2 separate regions of the Homo sapiens genome follow, and region 2 is linked to region 1. Evidence: chromatin loops called from intact Hi-C (ENCODE). Cell type or tissue: GM12878. All regions are shown on one strand. Links, peaks and the distances in the headings refer to the core of each region. The heading gives the core; the rest is flanking DNA. Region 1 overlaps LINC01399 (long intergenic non-protein coding RNA 1399). Region 2 has its middle 26 kb from the start of LINC02885.

Region 1 (7,351 bases), core at 1,112-6,111:
CTCCTGGTAACACCCCCCCACCCCCTCCACAGCGGGGGCATGAGATCTAGCCTGGACCTGTCTGAATCCTTCTTCCTCAGACAGTTGTGTTAGGGGACCTGGAGCATCCTGGGCCCACATGCTCTTCACACAGAGAAAGCTCATCTGCAGTGGGAGAAGATGAAGGTGATGGCGGAGACACAAAGATGTGTTTCAGCTCCTGAGTTGGCCTCTCTTGAGGGGATGTCCCTTCACCCCTGCCTTCATCGTCATGATTCTGTTAGAAGAGCCATAAATCCCCTCACCTTTGTTTCTGCTTAGTTCCCTTCACCGTCAGCCATTATTAGGTAATTAGATCAAACCCACCTCCTCCTTTTACATAGGAGAAACTGAGGCCCAGAGAAGGGGGCTGACCGGCCCATGACTCATATCCAGGATGGACAGACCTGGGGCTAGACCCCAAGGGCATCTGCTCCTTGATTTAACCAGGCTAGCTGACTCTGTGTGTGTCCATGGAAAAGAGGAGCCCTTTCCTGGGGGATGCAGGAATGGCTACTTGTCCATGTCCCAGCAGGGCGCACCACTCTGGAAGAAGCGACCAGCGCATTGTAGCTGGGGAGTTATCAGACTGAGAAATGTTCTTAATTTTCTTGTTTCTCTTCCACCGATCGCCTCTGTGATCTCTCTGTGTCATCTGCTTGTCTTCCTTACAGCCCACAGCCCCACGTTTGGACCTCCTGTTTGGCTCTTGTCATCGTCCACCTTGGATTAGACTCATGCAGGAACATGGTTTGCCCTCTCCCTCACTGCTGAGCACCTCTCCCTCATATTTCTCATATCCACCCCATCCTGCTATTGCCTTAACATTGCCAAGTCTCACCTTGACTAATCCGACAGCTTCCATATTACATAGAGTAACACTCATTAGCTGTGGTAACAATCATCAAGTTCAGTGGTTTAACAAAGTAAAAGTTAATTTCTTGCTCGTGTAACAAGTTGGTGAGGGTTGGGCAGCTCTCTTAGGCTTCCCTCCTCCAAGTGGTGACTCAGGGATCCAAGCCCCTTTCACCCATCACTAAACCATCTTGGAGTCCTTCTCTTCCAATTGTGTGCATGAGGCGAAGGCACGCCAGGTACCTTACCACCTTGCCTTGGAGATGACTTACATACTTCCCACTCCATTGCATTGCCCTGAATCAATCACATGGCCAGCCAGCTACAAGGAAGACTGGAAAATATAGGGGGATTCCCGCATAAAATACAGAGGAGTGCTAACAAATTCTACCATGTCTTTCTAACAGGAGTTCAGTCTCGCACAAACGTTTTAGATAGGATAGTCAGGGCTGGAGTTTTGGTACTGCAATTGACTAATTTAAATGTCTTCCTCCTGTGGTAGGCCCTGTAGTGAAATAATAGCCAGATGGGAAATGTATAGAAATTTCAATGGCTAGGCAAATACCTGACAAATGAGCCCCCAACTTCCATCCTAAATGTAGGACTTTTCTGGTGAGCCATGTGGGAGGACAGGTTCAGGTCCCATTTCTTTCCTCTGCAGCTAAGTGAGCAGTCTTCCATCCTGTCACCCAATCAGCCATGTGTAGAAGGCCCTAGAGTCTGCTTTGGTGGTGGGGATGTTGAGAGATGGGAACTCTTCTAGAAAGCATGAGAAGGAGGAGATCCTCTTTTGCATGGGTCCAGGTAATGACAGAAGGCTGGTTCTTGGGACCTGCATTTAAGGCACAGTTGCTCTGTCTGGTAGTGACTTAGGCCTGGGAAAGGGGAGTCCTGTGTTTTAAAAGGTCTTATTTGCTCTCCTCCAGCTATGTCCCTTCTCTCAGGGAACATGGACAGCTGGAGCTGTGCCCTCTTCCCTTCTAGATCATGCTCTGGGTACTCAGAACCCTGGAATTTTCTGGCCAAAGGGCCTCAAGGCAACTTCTAGTACCTGGAGCCCTCTTTCCTTTCCTTATTCTTTACAAGGTGGACCCCACTGTTGGTGGGTACACTCCCAGCCCAGAGAGTACCAAGGGGAAGTTGGTTGGGGGCATATGGAGCTTGGATGTGCAGCCAGAAGGTCCACATGTGTGCAGGTAGGGACCGGGGAACACAGGATTCAGGACAGAGACACGAGCAGCTGCACGCTGGGGGCTCATGCCTCAAACCCTCTCCCCACCATGTTCTAGCATGGAACACCAAGGAGTTGGAGTAGCCTAAATTTGGACCCAGACTTCTAGGTTGCTATGAAGGTCTATTTGTCATGGTAGGTGGATAGAATGTATTTTATGAACTTAGTTTGAGTGATAACTTTTAAATATTTAAGTGTACGGTCAGGGCTGCTTCTTGTGTGTGGGAGCTAGGGCAAATTTTTATAGGGTGTGTAGGAGCTGGGGCAATTTTTATTTTTATTTTTTTTGAGACAGAGTCTCACTCTGTTGCCCAGGCTGGAGTGCAGTGGGGCGATCTTGGCTCAATGCGACCTCTGCCTCCCAGGTTCAAACAATTCTTCTGCCTCAGCCTCCAGAGTAGCTGGGATTACAGGCACCCACCACTATTCCTGGCTAATTTATGTATTTTTAGTAGAGATGCGGTTTCATCATGTTGGCCAGGCTGGTCTTGAACTCCTGAACTCAAATGATCTGCCCACCTTGGCCTCCCAAAGTGCTGAGATTACAGGCATGAGTCACCGCACCTGGCCTGGGGCAAATATTTTAATGTCCCTGTTTATATAAACAATTTGTCACCCCGAATAAGTGTTGGTGCCAGTCTACTGGCACAATCACAGGTCATCTCATGCAAGAAAAACCGGCCAGTGGGAGCCATCTGCTTGCTGGCTCCTTTCTGGAGCAGGAGTCTGGCCTTGGGCCAGAGGAGGGAGGCTGGGGGAAGGGAGAGGGCCAGAGAGTGCCCCACAGGGGAGAAATGGGGACTGCAGCCCACGTGGGACCCAGCTTGGGCCTGGATTGCACCCCTAGGTTGGCACTGCTGGCCATGGGTGGTCATAGGCCCTGGCAGAGGATGTAGAGTGTTTGAGGAAGGCAGGGTACAGCGAGGGGGCCCTGGAACATGCAGTGGTCTAGGGGCAGTACTGGGGATGCCATATCGGCTCTATTTAAACTCTCACTCTAGGCCCCACAAATGTCAGACATGGAGCTGATCCACCCCCTTGTGCCATGTGGCCCAAGACATCACAGCCTTGAATTACTCAGGGGAGCAGCCGGCTCTCCCATGTGGGGGCGCTCTCTCCCCATAATCTCTCTCATTAAGAGTGAAATTTCCGTTCCCTGTGAGCCAGCCCTGAAACCCAAAGTCTCCTTTCCCAATGAAGATCTTTTCTTAAAAGCCTCAGGTCAGAGCCAAGCCCTTAGCCTGGCATTCCCAGCCTTTCCTGAGCTGGCCCCACGTGTCTTTCCAGACCTTCCTCCTGCTACTCTCTTCCGAGCAATTTACACGCTATTACCCATGATGATTCACAAATTCCAATTGAATTTGATTTTTTTTTTTTTTTTGAGACAGAGTTTTACTCTTATTGCCCAGGCTGGAGTGCAATGGTGCTATCTTGGCTCACTGCAACCTCTGCCTCCCGGGTTCAAGTGATTCTCCTGCCTCAGCTTCCTGAGTAGCTGGGATTACAGGCACATGCCATGACGCCCGCCTAATTTTTTGTATTTTTAGTAGAGATGGGATTTCACCATGTTGGTCAGGCTGGTTTCGAACTCCTGACCTTAGGTGATCTGCCCACCTTGGCCTCCCAAAGTGCTGGGATTACGGGTGTGAGCCACCATGCCCAGCCTCAATTTGAATTTTAAAACACATATAATGAGCAGTTAGCTACTGCCAAGCACATGCTGAACACATTCCTCAAGCAGTGGTTTCTAACCTTGGGCTCCTGTTATTTCCTCTTCTTGGAATAACCTTCCTGGCAATGCTCCTCCCCCAGTTCAAATGTCATTTCCTACAGTTTTTTCTTCTCGTTTGAATAACTTTGCTCCCCAATTAAAAACTTTTTTTTTTTTTTTTTTTTTTTTTAAGTAGAGATGAGATCTCGCTATGTTGCTCAGGCTGGTCTCGAACTCCTGGCCTCAAGCCATCCTTCTGCGATGGCCTCCCAAAGCACTGGGATTATAGGTGTGAGTCACTGTGCTTGGCTGGTTCCCCCCTTTTATTATGGCATCAATTCAGTTCAATCAAATTTATCACATAACAAAGCATGATACTCAGTGGATAAGACCCAGCCTTTGGGGTCAGTTTGAATTCTGGCCTGGAAATGTACTAGCTGTCTGACCTTGGGCAAGCCACGTCCTCTCTCTGAGCCTCAGTTTTTTCATCTGTAGAATGGGGATAGCAATAGCGCTATCTCATAGGGCTTTTGCGAGGATTCAATGAGCTAATGAGGATGATGATGATACTTAGAGCCTATCCCTAAGCCTGATGTCTGGCACTAGTGTTCAATGACTGTTAGTCATTACAGTCGTCATGGCTGTTATTAATATTAATTATGTACCTTCTGGGTTCTACACACTGTGCTATTATAATGAAGCACAGCCCCTGCCCTCAAGGAGCTCACAGCTGAGTGCAGAAGCAGACAGTTGACGCTAATACACCCGGGTTCCATAACAGAGGTTTTCTGGCAGAATCAGGAAAAACTTTGCAGAGGAGGTGTCCCTTGGACTTGCCTTGAAGGAAGGGCAGGTGTTTGGCAGATTGGGGTGTGAGGGAGTTGGGCTGGGAGGTGCCCGAGGTCTAGTATAAAATATCTGGAGCCAACTGGATGATCCAGTTGGCCATTGGGCTGCTCTTCCAGGAAGGGGCCTGAGTTGGCTTGGTGGCCTGGTTGTTGCTTGACATCATTGATGGTGAGCCCCCTTGGCCCTCCTCATGGCAGGACTGAGGGGGACTTATTTTCTCTCTCCTAGCCTCCCTCTCTCAGACCTGATGTGGGCCATCTCCTCTGCTTGGAATGCAATTTCCCTGGGTGGCACACTCCTATTCAACCTTCAACACTCAGCCCAGGTGTCACCTCCTCTACATCTTAGCATGCTTCCCCTGCACTCTCGTGGATCCTGGCATTCCTGGTCTTCTGACACATATTGCTGTGGGCTGTGATGTTCCAATTTACTTGCCTGTCTTCTTCCCCAGTAGATGAAGGCCTCATGGGGCCTCTGGAGGCAAAATTTTGACTTATTTATTTATTTTTTTTGGGTGCTCCCAGTGCCTGGAATAGAGAGTGTTTGTTGATGGTTGAGTGTTGATTACCCAGAATTCCTGGACTTTCAAGAGAGCCACATTCCTGTCTACAAATGCTCCTGTTTTAATTAGCCAGCACAGCCTGACTCCTAAGCAGTCCCATTCTGGGTTTTCTGTGCATTCTGAATGTGGTGCATTCAACTTCGCCACCTGTTGGGAGATGGGAAGAAAATGAGACAAATGGCCTTACAAGGGCCAATTGCTGTGGCAGTGCAGTCATTGCAGGCAACTCCGGCATTGGTGATCACCACAGCTCATCAGATGTGATTCGGGGGCCTGGACTAGAATGCGTTGATAACTGCAATGTGCCTGGAGCAATGCCAGCCACGCCTTTCTGTCCCAGATTGTCTATACATGGAACCCTTCCCATAGCCTCTGAGTCAGTACCACCCCCATTTCACAGGTGAGCAAACTGAGGCTTGTAGCATTGTGGTGGCTTGTCCATGGTGATGCTGTCAGCAAAGGCAGAGACTGAGTGGAATCCGCCAAGCTTTTCCTTCTCAGGTGCTGAGAGCAAAGGTCCCAGCATCTCTCTGGTTCTGTAGTTGGGAGAGGCCTGAGCAGTGAGCTTATACCCTTGGCCAACCTTCACCTTTTAATAGGTGTTTTCTCAATATTTACTCAGTGTTGGAGGGGGAGTCAACAGTGCGAGAGACCCTTCTTCCCCCCTCACATTCTCCTCTCCCTGTCTTCCATTCATCCATTGCCAAGTCTTCAATATGCTGGCCCCTTCCAAACCTTTATTTTCCCCACAGTTTTGTCTCCCAAGCCCCAGACTGCTGAATATCCCTGTTTGTGATCTGTTATTGTCTTTCTCAAAGTCCCCCAGACCTATCCTGGGGAAGAAGAATGAGATGTTTTCCTTGCCCTAATGGAGCTGAATTCTGGTAGATGAACAACAGATCAGAAAAAGAAGATTCAGAGAGCTTAAGTATCTCCCCAAAGTGTCACATGGCAGAGAGCCAGCCAGGACTCACACTTGAGACTCCAGACCCCTCACCCAGTATCCTGGCACTCTTTTCACAGTGCCAGGCTGTAGCTGTGCTCTAGAAAGGAGGGAACTCAACAATTAAGAACCATATAAAAGAAACACTGAAACAGAACAAAGAGAACCCAGGAGTCCTGGGTTCTAGTTCTGGCTCTGCCTCTGTCTCACTGTGCAACCTGAGATAACTCATTTTTCCTCTCTGGTCTCATGCTCTGCCTGTAAAATGAATAAATACTTTCCACCGTCAAAGGCCCACAAGTCCCCACACACATGCCGTTCCTCCATCCTCCATGTCCACTGGCAGCAATTATTGTGGTTGCTGTCTTATTCATTCCTGACTTACTTGTACCCATCACTCTCAGTAGAACTTGGACTCCTTAAGAGGATAAACCAAGTGCCATTTGTTTCTGTTTTTCCATAATATAGAACAAAGGGCCAGTTAAATGAACTGGGATTAATTCTGTGGGCAATAGAGAGCCACTGAAGGCTTGGGAGCAGGGCCCAGTGTATACAAAGCACTGTTTCAGATTTTTCTAGAAGTTATTCCTATTCTTTAAATTCTAAGAGGCAAAAAGTACTGTGGTGGTAAAGTCTTGAAGGCAAGACTTGATCAAGAATGAGTAACCTGGAACACAGCGGGAGAGTGTAGCTGGGGACAGTACCGCTAAGTGAATCCCCATTGGCACCTTTCAGTGCCGCTCCAGCCCTAAAATTGGGTAATTATGCCCACTGAGAAAGCTGTTAGCAACTTGTGCTCAGCACAGTGGGAAACAGTCAGCGGGTGAGTTCAAGAGAGTGTGATAATTGGATAATGCCTGATGATGCTTTAAAGCGTCCTTGGTGGATAGATGGAACCAGATGACCTCTCTGAGGCCTTCCAGCTTGAACATTCACGATCCATGCACACCTTTTAGTTTCTTTGTTTCTCAAGTGGTGAGAGGGGAGAGAAGATGCAGAAACCACTAGAGAGAGGGCGTTACCTGTTGAAAGTGCTTGGGTTCACATGCAAAAATGAAAATCCAATCCCACAATTATTGTGTGACACCTTCACCAGACTTCTTCCTGGTCTCGACTTTCTTGCTGTAGGGAGGCTTCACGTCTTACCCTGGTGAGCATTCTAAGATGGAAATGGAATGCTAG
Region 2 (7,351 bases), core at 1,332-6,331, 120 kb after region 1:
CATACACCCTCCCAAGACTAAACCAGGAAGAAGTTGAATCCCTAAATAGACGAATAACAGTTCTGAAATTGAAGCAGTAATTAATAGCCTACCAACCAAAAAAACAGCCCAGGACCAGATGGATTCACAGCCCAATTCTACCAGAGGTACAAAGAGGAGCTGGTACCATTTCTTCTGAAACTATTCCAACATTAGAAAAAGAGGGACTCCTCCCTAACTCATTTTATGAGGCCAGCATCATCCTGACACCAAAACCTGGCAGAGACACAACAAAAAAAGAAAATTTCAGGCCAATATCTCTGATGAACATTGATGTGAAAATCCTCAATAAAATACTGGCAAACTGAATCCAGCAGCACATCAAAAAGCTTATCCACCACAATCAAGTTGGCTTTATACCTGGGATGCAAGGCTGGTTCAACATATGCAAATCAATAAATATAATTCATCACATAAACAAAACCAATGACAAAAACCACATGATTATCTCGATAGATTCTGAAAAGGCCTTCGATAAAATTCAACAACGCTTCATGCTAAAAACTCTCAATAAACTAGGTATTGATGGAATGTATCTCAAAATAGTAAGGGCTATTTATGACAAACCCACAGCCAATATCATACTGAATGGGCAAAAGTCGAAGCATTCCCTTTTAAAACCGGCACAAGACAAGGATGCCCTCTCTCACCACTCCTATTCAAGATAGTATTGGAAGTTCTGGCCAGGGCAATCAGGCAAGAGAAAGAAATAAATGGTGTTCAAATAGGAAGAGAGGAAGTTAAATTGTCTCTGTTTGCAGATGACACAATCGTATATTTAGAAAACCCCATCGTCTCAGCCCCAAATCTCCTTAAGCTGATAAGCAACTTCAGCAAAGTCTCAGGATACAAAATCAATGTGCAAAAATCACAAGCATTCCTATACACCAATAATAGAGAGCCAAATCATGAGTGAACTCCCATTCACAATTGCTACAAAGAGAATAAAATATCTAGAATACAACTTACAAGGATGTGAAGGACCTCTTCAAGGAGAACTACAAACCACTGCTCAAGGAAATAAGAGAGGACACAAACAAATGGAAAAACATTCCCTGCTCATGGTTAGGAAGAATCAATATCATGAAAATGGCCTTACTGCCCCAAAGTAATTTATAGATTCAATGCTATCCCCATCAAGCTACTAATGACTTTCTTCACAGAATTAGAAAAAGCTACTTTAAATTTCATATGGAACCAAAAAAGAGCCTGTATAGCCAAGACAACCTTAAGCAAAAGAACAAAGCTGGAGGCATCACGCTACCTGACTTCAAACTATATTACAAGGCTACAGTAACCAAAACAGCATGGTACTGGTACCAAAACAGGTATATAGACCAATGGAACAGAACAGAGGCCTTAGAAATAATGCCACACATCTACAACCATCTGATCTTTGACAAACCTGACAAAAACAAACAATGGGGAAAGGATTCCCTATTTAATAAGTGGTGTTGGGAAAACTGGCTAGCCATATGCAGAAAACTGAAACTGGACCCCTTCCTTACACCTTATAAAAAAATTAACTCAAGATGGATTAAAGACTTCAATGTAAGACCTAAAACCATAAAAACCCTTGAAGAAAACCTAGGCAATACCATTCAGGACATAGGCATTGGCAAAGACTTTGTGACTAAAACACCAAAAGCAATTGCAACAAAAGCCAAAATTGACAAATGGGATCTAATTAAAGAGCTTCCGCATAGCAAAAGAAACTATCATCAGAGTGAACAGACAACCTACAGAATGGGAGAAAATTTCTGCTATCTATCCATCTGACAAAGGGCTAATATCCAGAATCTACAAGGAACTTAAATTTACAAGAAAAAAACCAACCTCATCAAAAAGTGGGCAAAGGATTTGAACAGACAATTCTCAAAAGAAGAAATTTATGCAGCCAACAAACATATGAAAAAAACCTCATCATCACTGGTCATTAGAGAAATGCAGACAAAACCACAATGAGACACCATCTCATGCCAGTTAGAATGGTGATCATTAAAAAGTCAGGAAACAACAGATGCTGGAGAGGATGTGAAGAAATAGGAATGCTCTTACACTGTTGGTGGGAGTGTAAATTAGTTCAACCATTGTGGAAGAGTGTGGCGATTCCTCAAGGATCTAGAACCAGAAATACCATTTGACCCAGCAATCCCATTACTGGGTATATACCTAAAGGATTATAAACCATTCTATAAAGACACATGCACACATATGTTTATTGCAGCACTATTCACGATAGCAAAGACTTGGAACCAACCCAAATGCCCATCAATAACAGACTAGATAAAGAAAATGTGGCACATATACACCATGGTATACTATGCAGTCATAAAAAAGGATGAGTTCATGTCCTTTGCAGGGACGTGGATGAAGCTGGAAACCATCATTCTCAGCAAACTCACACAGGAACAGAAAACCAAACACTGCATGTTCTCACGCATAGGTGGGAGCTGAACAGTGAGAACACATGGACACAGGGAGGGGAACATCACACCTGGGGACCTGTTGGGGAGTGGGGCTGGGCGGGGGACAGCATTAGGAGAAATACCTAATGTAGATGACAGGTTGATGGGTGCAGCAAACCATGGCACATGTATCCCTATGTAACAAACCTGCACGTTCTGCACATGCATCCCAGAACTTAAAGTATAATAATAATAAAAAAATTTACTAAGTTTACTCCCCCTTCCTGCTTTGTCTTCTCTTTAGCCAACCTTCCAACCTTTTTTTTTTTTTTTTTTGAGACGGAGTCTCGCTCTGTCACCCAGGCTGGAGTATAGTGGCGCAATCTTGGCTCACTGCAAGCTCTGCCTCCCGGGTTCACACCATTCTCCTGCCTCAACCTCCCGAGTAGCTGGGACTACAGGTGCCTGCCACCACGTCCGGCTAATTTTTTGTATTTTTAGTAGAGACGGGGTTTCACCGTGTTAGCCACGATGGTCTCGATCTCCTGACGTCGTGATCCGCCCCCCTCGGCCTCCCAAAGTGCTAGGATTACAGGCTTGAGCCACCGCGCCCGGCCCCTTTCAACGTTTTTGTCAAGGGAGAAGGCAGGCCCTAGCCCCAAGGCTCTGCGCTCCTTCTAACCCCACTGGGGCTGGAATGCCCCCCGCCCCAACGTGTGGCACCAGGAGTGGGGGGCACAGCTCTGCGACCTGTGCCTGTACCCCCTCCTCCTGCCCCACTCTGAAGCTGTCTGTGCTTTTTCGAGCCATCACCTAGGCTCTGCCTTCCTCCCCTCACCTCTTTCTCGCTTGCTCCCGCGCGCTCTCTCCACTTAGTGGTTCATTTACTGCTCAATCTGTGATTAATTAAAACAATTTAAATAACTGTGCTGACGCTAAATTCATTTCCAGCCACCTCCGCCGCGCAGGGCTGCGTGAGCACAGGAGAGCCGCGGTGCGGGCTCGCGCTGACCGCCAGGGGGAGCTGTGGTCTCAGGTTTGACTGGAAGCTTGGCGTCGGATGGCGGGGTTGGGTGCAGGAAAAAGGTTAAAACATGCAAGTTCTCCCCTCCCGCCCACTTTGCCTTCTTCCACCTGGGATTCTACCGTGTCCGTGCCCTCGCAGTCCCCAAAGATTCGCTGGGTTAATCCAGAATAAAAAATGTCAGGGAAGCAAACTCCTTTCTCCTGCCTGAGGTCAGCCCCAGGATATTCCCAGAACACCTGGGGCCCGGGGACCAGGAAGGTCATGCTTGCAGGAGGGGAAACACAGGCACAGACTGTGAGAAAGGAAGACCTGCCCATGGCCTCCCTTGGTGGGGGAAGGGTAGATCCTAAATTCAATGACTGGTGTCCTTATAAGAGGAGGGGACACAGAGAGACACATATACTGTGTCAAGGGCCGGGCGCAGTAGCTTACGCCTATAATCCCAACATTTTGGGACGCAGAGGCAGGTGGATCACCTGAGGTCAGGAGTTTGAGACCAGCCTGGCCAACATGGTGAAACCCCGTCTCTACTCAAAATACAAAACATTAGCTGGGCATGGTGGCAGGCGCCTGTAATTCCAGCTACTTGGGAGGCTGAGGCAGGAGAATTGCTTGAACCCAGGTGGCAGAGGTTGCAGTGAGCCAAGATTGCACCATTGCACTCTAGTCTGGGCGACAGAGCAAGACTCTGTTTCAAAAAAAAAAAAAAATGCCATGTGAAGATGGGGCAGTGATTGGTGTGATGCTGCCATGAGCAAGGGAACCCAAAAACTGGAAGAGACAAGGAAAGATCCTTCCCTGATCCTTCAGAGGGAGCGTGGCCCTGCCAACACCTCAATTTCAGGCTGCTAGCCTCCAGAACTGTGAGAGAATAAAAATAAGCTGGTTTAAGCCTCCCAATTTGTGGTCGTTTGTTATGGCAGGGCTAGGAAACTGTGACAAGGTGTTAGAAAGAAACCAGTATCTAGGAGCCTACTCAGTGCTGGGCGCTTTGCTAGATGGGTTCATGAACGTTTTCTCATTTAAGCCTCACCACAGTCACGTGCTGCAGGTTAAATTAACATCCTCATCTGTCTTGCAGGGCCAAACAGCTGGGAAGAGGCAGAACCAGGTTCAAGAGCAGGCCAGCCTCGGTCGGCAACTGGGGGTCTCAGCAGGTTGCCTACCTCATGCTCTAGGGCCCCGCCGTTTCCTGGAACCTTGCCTTGAACAGAAATGAGAACAAGGATGTGTAAGTTTGCTGGGTAGGGGAGGGACAAGAGCTCAGACATGGTCAGGAGGACCAGGCACGGCTGGAGGATGCTTGCTGTGTGGGCATGCTCTGGTGGAGAGAAGACAGCTCCACCCAGGCTGCTCCCTCACACAGAACTTCAGGACTCTGCACTCGGGAGCAGTGGCCCGCCTTATGGGTTAGCATGGTATGAGATTGGTATGAGTCAAAGTGACCTTGGGTAAGTGACTTCACTTCTCCATGCCTCGAATCTCACTGGGGCCAATTTTGCCCCCCAGGAAACACTTGGCAATATCTAGAGATATTTTTGCTTGTCACAACTGGGTGGAGGGTGCTACTGGCTTTGAGTGGGTAGAGACCAGGGATGCCGGCCAATGTCCTGCAATGTACGAGACAGGCCCTTACGACAAAGAATTATCCAGCCCAAAGGTCAATAGTGCCAAAGCTGAGGGACTGTCTCTACACAGTCTGCCCCATCAGTTCCCTTAGCTCATCCCCAGCCACTGTCCCCTGGCCCCCTCCACTTAGCCACACTGGCCTCCTCTGTGCCCCGAACATACCCTTTCTGAGAGCATTTACACTGGCTAGTTCATCCTCTCTGCCTGGCTGGCTCATTCCATGTCCTCCAGGCCTTTGCTCAGACGCCACCTTCTCAATGGGATCTAGTCCAACCACCCTATTTACAGCTGCAACCTGCGCCTCCTCCGTGGCCCTTTCATCTGTCTTATCCTGCTTTAAAAAAAATTTTGTAGCATGGATCACCTTCTAACATTCTCGGTATATTACTTATTTCCTGTATTTCTTGTCTGTCAACAAATAATTCTATTTTTGGTTTATTTTATCAACTGGTGTGTTTCCAGTGCCTAAAACAATGCTCGGGACATAATAGGTGCTCAATAAATATTTATTGAATCAAACAATGTCCCTTTATTAGACTTCTTTTTCTTTTTTTATTTTTTGAGATGGGGGTCTCCCTCTGTCACTCAGGCTGGAGTGCAGTGGTGTGATGTCAGCTTACTGCAGCCTCCGCCTCCTGGGTTCAAGCAATTCTCCCACCTCAGCCTCCTGAGTAGCTGGGATTACAGGGGCACGCCACCACACCTGGCTAATTTTTTGCATTTTAAGTAGAGATGGGGTTTCATCATCTTGGCCAGGCTGGTCTCGAACTCCTGACCTCGGGTGATCCGCCTGCCTCGACCTCCCAAAGTACTGGGATTTACAGGCGTGAGCCACCGCGCCTGGCCCTAGTAGATTTCTAATACACTTGGGAACACTCAAGGCCCTGGGAAGTCGGACAGTAAAGGAACCGATGTGGTTTTGTCTTACCCAGAGCTTCTCAGTCTCACTTGACCATGGAATCCACTCTCTCTCTCCCGCTTCATTCCCATTGACTCCAGCCATTCTGCAGGGCACACTCTGACAGTTGCTGTCCTGTTCCAGCCCTGTCCAGAGGATATATGCGGGCAAAGATTCTGAAAAGAAGAATTAGGGAGCTTTAGGACAAAGCAGTGGGGGCAGAACTTCCACCGGGACAGCTCCATGGGGACAGATGCACCGAGCCTGGCCCAGATGGGCAGATGCAAGCTCTGGATACTGAACGCTGGCTGGGTGGGAGAGAGGCTCAGCTGGGCGGCACCCTGCGTCACACCTGTGTAAATACCATGTTTTATGAGTCCAGGAAAGAACAAGCCTGCATGTGCTCAGGGGCATTCTTTGGAGGATCTGGGAAAATAAACCCTCGCCTACTTTCCCTGATGTAACAGAAAACTGGCAGTAGTTGTGTGAAAAATCAGGGTGTGTGTTTAGAAGACACTGAGCTGCTTGGGCGTCTCTTCTGAGGCCGTGTGCTGGGAAGTGGTGTCTGGGGAACCAGGACTGCTGGGCTTGAGGGGATGCTGGCATGGCAGCCTTTATCCAGAGGACGAGGAGGAGAGGGTGAGGGGCCGGATGCCCAGCCAAAGCAGGGGGACACTAAAAATGCAGAAGAGGACATGCAGCGAGTGGGTGGGTAGGTTTAATCACTGTGACCATCGAGGCCAGAGGTAAGGTTCGTGGGAGAAGCTTACCAGGAGGGACAGCTTCAGCCCTAGATAATCCAGAATCTCCCAAGGCTAGGAACACTTTCTGGATGACTGAGCCTAATGAAGCACAGCACTGCTGTTCCCAGATGTGCTCAACCAGGGCCCTGTGGCCAGCTGGCTGTGTTCACGCAGTTCTGTGCCTGGGACCTCACTCTTCCCTGCAATGTGGTGGTGAAATGTAGAGCCAGACCCCAGTTCAAATCTTGACTCCTTGGTGACTCGCTGTGTGACCCTGTGCAAGTTACTTAACCTCTCTGTGTCCTCTCTGCTTCCTTGTTACTAAAATGGGGTAATACTGTCCCCACTACACAGGGCTGTTGTGAAGATTAAATGAGGTAGTTCCTAATGAGAGTCTGGGCTGCCCTGTATGTAGAAAGGGCAACATGAATGGCGTTTTTGGTATTCCAGCTCTCCATTTGGAGTCCTCTCCTCCAGGCTCGCAGTCCCGTTGGCCCTGTCACTGGCCCTGCTCTGACCTTTGGTTCAGGTTTCCTGGGTCTTCTTCCCTCACTCTGGATACTTTGGTTCCCCAGGCCTGGGTCCCCAACTCTAATTTTGGCTGACT

What was found. Peaks named below come from ENCODE experiments on the same cell type or tissue, not always from the same donor. Only the 100,000 strongest peaks of a DNase experiment are listed, where the experiment ranks them.
Region 2: a loop joins it to region 1, with 6 times the contacts of the local background. A loop is called at or near these places in 3 of 110 quality-filtered maps.

Annotation. Positions count from the first base shown.
Region 1 is chr22:35,136,947-35,144,297 of GRCh38, reverse strand. The region is part of intron 4 of LINC01399 (long intergenic non-protein coding RNA 1399); the gene reads left to right. Among named protein-coding and RNA genes, the nearest start is that of ISX, 74 kb to the right of the region's middle. In GM12878, for the core only: a CTCF peak has its summit at 3,195; no DNase peak of the experiment used is centred there; H3K27ac peaks cover 1,109 bases.
Region 2 is chr22:35,020,340-35,027,690 of GRCh38, reverse strand. No RefSeq gene overlaps it. Among named protein-coding and RNA genes, the nearest start is that of LINC02885, 26 kb to the right of the region's middle. RefSeq lists an enhancer at 3,195-3,785. In GM12878, for the core only: a CTCF peak has its summit at 3,459 (motif pointing right); a DNase peak (open chromatin) is centred at 3,481.